Regions from separate parts of the Homo sapiens genome. Here region 2 is linked to region 1. A link is an interaction called in ENCODE POLR2A ChIA-PET data of the cell type or tissue named here. Cell type or tissue: A673. All regions are shown on one strand.

What was found. ChIA-PET counts read pairs that join two places held together with the same protein. Peaks named below come from ENCODE experiments on the same cell type or tissue, not always from the same donor. Only the 100,000 strongest peaks of a DNase experiment are listed, where the experiment ranks them.
Region 2: POLR2A ChIA-PET joins it to region 1 with 5 read pairs; 2 of 35 experiments call an interaction of 5 or more read pairs at or near these places.

What each region holds. Positions count from the first base shown.
Region 1 is chr6:14,077,342-14,081,341 of GRCh38, reverse strand. No RefSeq gene overlaps it. Among named protein-coding and RNA genes, the nearest start is that of CD83, 38 kb to the left of the region's middle. In A673, no CTCF peak of the experiment used is centred here; a DNase peak (open chromatin) is centred at 1,691.
Region 2 is chr6:15,602,846-15,606,845 of GRCh38, reverse strand. The region is part of intron 6 of DTNBP1 (dystrobrevin binding protein 1); the gene reads left to right. Among named protein-coding and RNA genes, the nearest start is that of DTNBP1, 58 kb to the left of the region's middle. In A673, no CTCF peak of the experiment used is centred here; no DNase peak of the experiment used is centred here.

The DNA.
Region 1 (4,000 bases):
TATCTGCATAATAACACAACCTTTGTTCCTGTGCAGTTTTTCCTCTCACCTTCTGAAATTGTCACTCCTATCCAGCTTCCAAAAATAATCATTTGCAAAATAATGTCTGCCTCCAGGGTTTATACAGAGTATTCAAGCCTCATCCATCTGGTCCCTCTTCATGTCTCATACCTTGGTATGGCTCCCATATCCGTATGCACGATAACACGTTTTGAATGCTTTTTTCTCTTATGAACCTGCCTATTGTAAGTTCATTTGCGCAAACCTTTAGAGGGCAGAGGAGAAGCTTTCCCTTGGCCCTTACACTTCCAAGGCCTGATGTCCCCTTTTCCAACAGCAACCTCCAGGGCAAAAAGTAGAAATGAGGCCAGGCGCGGTGGCTTATGCCTATAATCCCAGCATTTTGGGAGGCCAAGGCGGGCGGCTCACCTGAGGCCAGGAGTTCAAGACAAGCCTGACCAACATGGTGAAACTCTGTCTCTATTAAAAATACAAAATTAGGCCGGGCGCAGTGGTTCATGCCTGTAATCCCAGCACTTTGGGAGGCCGAGGCAGGTGGATTACGAGGTCAAGAGATCGAGACCATCCTGGCCAACACGGTGAAACCCTGTCTCTACTAAAAATACAAAAATTAGCTGGGCATGGTGGCATGTGTCTGTAGTCCCAGCTACTCAGGAGGCTGAGGCAGAAGAATTGCTTGAACTTGGGAGGCAGAGGTTGCAGTGAGCTGAGATTGTGCCAATGCACTCCAGCCTGGTGACAGAGCGAGACTCTGTCTCAAAAAAAAAAAAAAAAAATACAAAATTAGCTGGGCATGGTGATGTGTGCCTGCCTGTAATCTCAGCTACTCCGGAGGCTGAGGCAGGAGAATCGCTTGAACCTTGGAGGCGGAGGTTGCGGTGAGCTGAGATGGTGCCATTGCACTCCAGCCTGGGCAACAACAGCAAAACTCCATCTCAAAAAAAATAAAATAAAATAAAAGCAGAAATATTGGCCAGATTCTGTTTTTTTTTTGTTTTTTGATTAAATGGACTATTTCAAATACACAAAATAGAAAGAATAGAACAGCATTGTGTTAGAACCAGCTCTTACCACCAGCTCCTGAGACCTAAGTGTTAAATATTCAGGAATGTTGCAAGATGCCTGTTAAGTCATGGCTAGCTTGAAATTAGCCATGGTGGGAACCCACAGAAGTTGGCAAACGGTTCAAAAGTGAACTCGCCACTCCCCAGCCTTTTTCCCAGTCCATCACTGCCTGTTCCGGTCACCCAGCTTCAAGAATCATTATCAATTGGCCAATGTTAATTTATTGCTCTTGTCCCTGATGGCTTATTTTGCTGCAAATCCCAGACATCTTATCATTTTATCCATATGTACTTCAATACTTATCTCTAAATGATGAGGACTCTTTTTCTAACATATCTAAAATGGCATTACCATGCCTAAACAACTCTGCACTTTCTTAATATCATCAAATACCCAATAGAATATATTAATACAATTATTTGTTCAGCTCAGGATCCAAACTAGGGTCACACAGCACTTTTTGTTAATATGTCTTGAGTCTCTTTTAATTCCATAGGTTTCTATTTTAGTTCACTGGGGTTGTAACCGCCCAAGCGGGTTGCCTGCTGCCTAGACAGGGCTGATTCATCAAGACAGGGGAATTACCATAGACAAAGAGTAATTCACGCAGAGCCAGCTGGGCGGGAGACCAGAGTTTTATAAATACTCAAATCAGTGTGGAGCAGAGTTTTTAAGGATAACTTGGTGGATGACAGGGGAGCCAGTGAGCCAAGTGTGCTGATTGGTCAGGGATGGAACCATAGGGACTCAAAGCTGTCCTCTTGCACTGAGTCCGTTCCTGGGTGGGGGCCACAAGATCAGGTGAGCCAGTTTATCCATCTGGGCGGTGCCAGCTGTGCCAGCTGATCCATCAAGTGCAGGGTCTGCCAAATATCTCAAGCACTGATTTTAGGAGCAGTTTAGGGACTGTCAGGATCTTGTAGCCTCCAGCTGCGTGACTCCTAAACCATAATTTCTAATCTTGTGGCTAATGTTAGTCCTACAAAGGCAATCTAGTCCCCAGGCAAGAAGGAGGACTGCTTTGGCAAAGAGCTGTTAAAGTCTTTGTTTAAACTATAAACTAAGTTTCTCTCAAAGTTAATTCAGCCTACACCCAGGAATGAACAAGGACAGCTTGGAGGTTAGAAGCAAGATGGAGTTGGTTAAGTTAGAGCTCTTTCACTGTCTCAGTCATAATTTTGCAAAGGCGGTTTCAGGGTTGCTGTAACAAAGTAGCACAAATCTGGCAGGGCGCGGCAGCTCACACCTGTAATCCCAGCACTTTGGGAGGCCAAGGTGGGCAGATCACCTGAGGCCAGGAGTTCGAGACCAACCTGACCCACATACGAAACCCTGTCTCTACTAAAATACAAAAAAATGAGCCGGGTGTGGTGGCGTGCACCTGTAATCCCAGCTACTCGGGAGGCTGAGGCACAAGAATCACTTGAACCCAGGAGGTGGAGGTTGCAGTGAGCCGAGATCACCCCACTGATCCAGCCTGGGTGACAGAGTGAGACCCTGTCTCAAGAACAAAAGAAAAAAAAAAAAGTACCATAAACCAGGTGGTTTAAATGGCAGCAATGGATTATCTCACAGTTCTGGAGGCCGGAAGTCTGTAACAAGGGGCTGGTGGAGTTGGCTCCTTCTCAGGGCTGGGAGGGACACTCCGTTCCATGCTGGCAATCTTTGGTGTTCCTTGGCTTACAGATGCATCACCCCTAGCTATACCATAATCTCCACATGGCATTCTCCTCATCTGTAACTGACTCCAAACTTTTCTTATAGGGACCCCAGTCATATTGGGTTAGGGCCCACCCTAGTGACCTCATTTCAACTTTATTACCTCTGCAAAGACCCTATCTCCAAATAATGTCACATTCTGAATTAAGGGAGGTTAGGACTTCAATATACAGACTTTGGGAAGACTCAATTAAACCCATAATAGTTTCCTTCTTTCTCTTTTTATCTACTTGCAATGTAGTTGTTGAAGAATCCAGGACATTGTCCAGTTTCTTCTGGATTTTGCTGATTTCTTCCATATGATCCCATTTGTAACATGCTTCTCTGTCCTCTTGTGTTTCCCGTAAACTGGGTGGTAGACCTAATCCCATGGCCAGATTCAGGTTTGGCCATTTCAGCAAGAATACACCAGAAGGACTTTAATGAGAATGTCATGTGGAGATTATGGTATAGCTAGGGGTGATGCATCTGTAAGCCAAGGAACACCAAAGCTAGCCAGCATGGGAAGGAGTGTCTCCTTTTTTGTGATGTTATGACTGGTCACAGGCTCAAGAACTGTCGCCCTCATCCAGCTGTTACTGGAAAAGGGTCCAGATCCAGACCCCAAGACAGGTTTCTTGAATCTTGCACAAGAAAGAATTCGGGGTGAGTCCATAGAGTAAGGTGAAAGCAAGTTTATTAAGAAAGTAAAGAAACAAAAGAATGGCTACTCCATAGGCAGAGCAGCAGCATGGGCTGCTTGACTGAGTAAACTTATGGCTTTTTTTCTTGATTATATGCTAAACAAGAGGTGGATTATTCATCAGTTTTCTGGGAAAGGGGTGGGGAGTTCCTGGAGCTGAGGGTTGCTCCCCCTTTTAGACCATATAGGGAAGCTTCCAGACCATGCCATGGCAATTTGCAAAGTGTCATGGCACTGGTGGGACTGTCTTTTAGCATGCTAATGCATTATAATTAGTGTATAATGAGCAGTGAGGACGACCAGAGGTCACTTTCATCGCCATTTTAGTTTTGGCAGGTTTGGACCAGCTTCTTTACCACATCCTGTTTTTATCAGCAGGGTCTTTATGACCCATATCTTGTAACCTCCTATCTCATCTTATGACTAAGAATGCCTAACCTGGGAATGCAGCCCAGCAGGTGTGAGCCTCATTTTACCCAGCCCTATTCAAGATGGAGTCTCTCCGGTTCCAAT
Region 2 (4,000 bases), 1.5 Mb before region 1:
GCTTAAAAATAAACCTTCTTCCTTTTTAACAAGATGCTATGCAAACTACACTAATGACTTTTCTTACTCTGAAGAAAACGATAATATGTGATAGAAAAAGTTGGATATGTGATATGCTTATGTGCATGCATTTTTTTAACAATGTTTGCACACCCTGTAGCTTTCCCAAAAATCCGGGCCAGAACACTGGATGAAGGTGGGGAGAGTGGGAGAATGAAAGATAATTTTTCACACTCCTCCAGTGCTAATAGGCTCTGCAATAGGCTCCTATGGCTTTTCTCATTCAGCTCCCACCAGAGCCTGTAGTGTGGGCAGGGCAGCAATTTTTGGAGTTGAGAAGGAGATTGAGTTGCATTAAGTCATCAGACTATTTAGGGGCCAGCATCAGAACCAGAGTCTTCAGTCCAAGGCTCCCACCACACCACCACACCAACCCAAATGTGTCTTCTTTTTTGATGTTAAGTTGGAACAAACTGATTGAGTCCCAGATGTTTATACCAGTGCATCTGTAGTTTCAAATGGATATATGATATTTTGTCATTCATTTGACGGACGTTCCCAGCAGAGAGAATACATTCCTGCCCCTACAAAAACAGGACTGTGACCCATTATAAAATAAATAAACACAAAATAAAATAAACGTGACAGTGGCTTCCTAGTCAGGGGATTCTCCCAGTGGGTAGGGAAATATACAGCCTAGGGATGGTTCTGATAGCTCTTACCTACCCTTGAGAAACATTTGAATAGACGGTTTAATCCACTTCATTTGTGCAGTAAAGTAGGACATCTCTCTTTAGCTAGTTATCTGAGAAAAGTGCCATCTAAGACACTTGTGTGGTTGTACGGGGAAAATACCCATAAATTGCTTTTCTAAATATTTTTCTGCATGTAAAATGATATTACTGTTACCAGTGCCTTTGTAGACTGGAACGGACATTGCCTTGATAAACAACAAAACATTGTGTAGTGGCTAGAATATGGCTATAGGCAAAGACAGGTACTCAAACCAGTAGCTAAGTTGTCAGATAGTTCAGAAGATGAGTGCTACAGCCATACGAGTCTAATTCATGGACCCCTGGCAGAAGCTTTTGTAACCAATAGGAAATACATTTTTCGTAAAGAAAGAAGAGCTAATATTTAGTATAGGAGCCAAAATAAAGAACTTAAAACCATTTACATGGATTTTTCTAGCTAGCAATTAGAAAAGTGGGCTTGAGATTTGAGGGTCAGCTTATATTCTTAGGGGTGTGGAGGAAGACAGATGATAAATTTATAAAGAAAAAAAGAATAATTTCAGACAATAATATAAACCTCAAAGGAAATAAAATGGAGTAATGGTATAGTGGTAAGGCAGGGGAGGACTGCTTCAGCTAGGGTGAGCAGGACAGGCTCTTCTGAGAAGATATGTGAGAAGAGGTTTGAGTAAGATGGCAGTCATATGAGGATCTAGGACTGTATAGCTCCAAACAGAAGGAACAGTGGGAACAAAGACCCCGAGTCATGAACAGTAGGTACGTTTAGAGATAGAGCTAAATGGAAGTATAGAATCTCAACCTTCTAGATTTTTAATCTTTCCAGTGCCACCATAATCCTTAGAGTGCTTATTGAAGTTCTCTCACAATAATTAGTTATACTTGAAATCATCCATAAGTGTGTAATTTGATTAAAATATTTCTTATTTCCAAGTTTCTAGATCCCTTATGCATCTCCTTCAGTACTTATGCTTTCCCCTTCAGTACACAGCATACCATCAGAATTTCTCCAAAAATAGTAACATCTTGAAGAACAGTGATTTTAGCAATTCTTGTTAATTATAAGTGACTCATAATTTTAACATAGTCTTCTGTTGGACTCGAAACCTGCTTAGGGGCATACTGACTCCAGAAACATTTTTCACTGATTTATCCAGACTTTGAAATTTGCTTGTCTCCTGGAACCCACCTCCTAGAAGTGGTGGTCGCTGCTGCCTCTGATGAGATTTAGTGCTTATGCATATTTTAAGGGTCCTGATTCTTTTTGCTTTATGTTTATATATCTACTATAGTTAATGCCAAGGGACTCTGCCCTTCTTTTTGTTTGTGTTTTTTTGTTTTGTTTTTTGGTAACATTTGGACTATGGACTATATTTAGAAAATCTTTAGAACAAAGTATAACAGATATATTTAAGAGATTATGGCGTATCTGTAGTGGCGTTTGACCAGTGTATGTTCTAGAGACTAACTTGCCAAATTCCTGAGCTTCAAGAAATGAGTGTTCAAGCTCACCTGCCAAGAGACTGGCAAGCTGGGGAGAAGGGGAGGTGTGGCAGGAGTGTGGCCCTCAGGCCTGGCTTTGCGGAGCTGAGAATGGGAGAGAAGAAACCAACAGCATTCTCCAGGGTAAAGATCCAAAAACGATCTCTTTTGGTTCTTCTGGAACCAAAAGAGAAGATCGAGAGCACCTTCTCTGAAGGAGCCAAGCAGCAGGGCAGTAACTAGCTTCTGCAGTTCTGCAGCAGAAGTCTGTTTGGATGCTGAATGAAAAGGGGAGCAGGAGAACTTTTCCGCAGGCAATGACTTTACAAAAAGGGAGCAGACTTCTGCATCCACCAGGATGGAGTAACAGGGACCAGATTTATTCTCTCCCCCGAAACAATGAAAAACCAGGTGAAATAAATGAGAGAATGTTTTTAAGACACTGGATTTTGGACAAAGAAGAGATGTGATGGTACCCGATAGATAGGAAACAAGTGAGGTGAGCCCTGTGATTGCCTCTGCATCCTGCCTAGAGAGAGTTTCCAGGGTGCACTGCAGGGAAGTGGACCCAGGCAGAGCCTGGCAGACTCAGAGTTGAAGAGCTAAATCTGGGGAGATCAAGGCAGCTGGAGTTTACAGGACATAGTCCCAGAGAGGAGAGAGTTTCTGAGAGGGTCTCCATGAATATTCACCTGATAATACAGGTGAGGAAACTATCCAAGGCAGGAGGGAAAAAAATATCCAAGAGGGTGAGCTAACAGTGCCTGGCACTCACACAGAGCCTCTTCCCAATAGTCGGACTGGGAAAACTCATAATTACTGAGGTATTGGGAAGTGGACTCGGTGAATTCTTGCCTCAGTAGGATGTGTAATTGGCTTTTGTCTGAATACTGCTGAAGACGTGCTTAGCAAATCATAAAGCAAGCATCAGAAGAATCAAGCTGTTTCCAAGTAAATTAACTGTATAACAAACAAAGCTCAAGAGTATTTATAGGAATATAAAAATACCTAGCACCAAACAAGATAAATCACAATGTCTGGTATCTAATCAAAGATTACTAGGAAAACATATGGAGGAAGATAGTCAATCAAAGCCATTAAAAACTGACACAGATATTAGAATTAGAAGACAAGGACAGTAAAAATTGTTATTGTAACTGTATTCTGTTCAAAAAGTGAAGTAGAGACATGGAAAATATAAAAAAGGCTGAAACTTGTATCTCTTTTCTCCATTTTCTCCTTTTACTCCCCCCTCTCCCTATTAGATGCTAGATTTTAGATGGTTCCCAGGTGGTTAATTGAAAGTAAATTGACATTTTTATTTTATTGTATTTATTATAATGTAATCACATTTACTAGGCCAATGACCTCTTGAAAACAGACTGAGAGCTATGAATTTGTTGGCTTCATAAATGTGTAATCACACCTTACATTTTCTTTTAAAATTAAACCTAAGCTTATGAGTTGGCAAGGAATTGAACTTAACAAAATTTTTGCTCTAAAGTGTCTGTTAGAGAATAAATCTTGGCAGTTTCAGACTTTATGTGTAGTCACGAGAACAGATGTAGCTAGAATATTTAACAGTTTATTAGATCCTTGGGTTGACAGTAAATAGAGTTTAGGACTGATATTTAAGTTCATAAAGCTTTATTTTGAACAATGAGTATCTGTTTGCCATTTTTAAATAATAAATGTCTCTCTAACTGGTTTACAAAATTCTTTTCGTTATCTCTTTCCTCCAGTTATGCAAATGACACGCTGGGGTT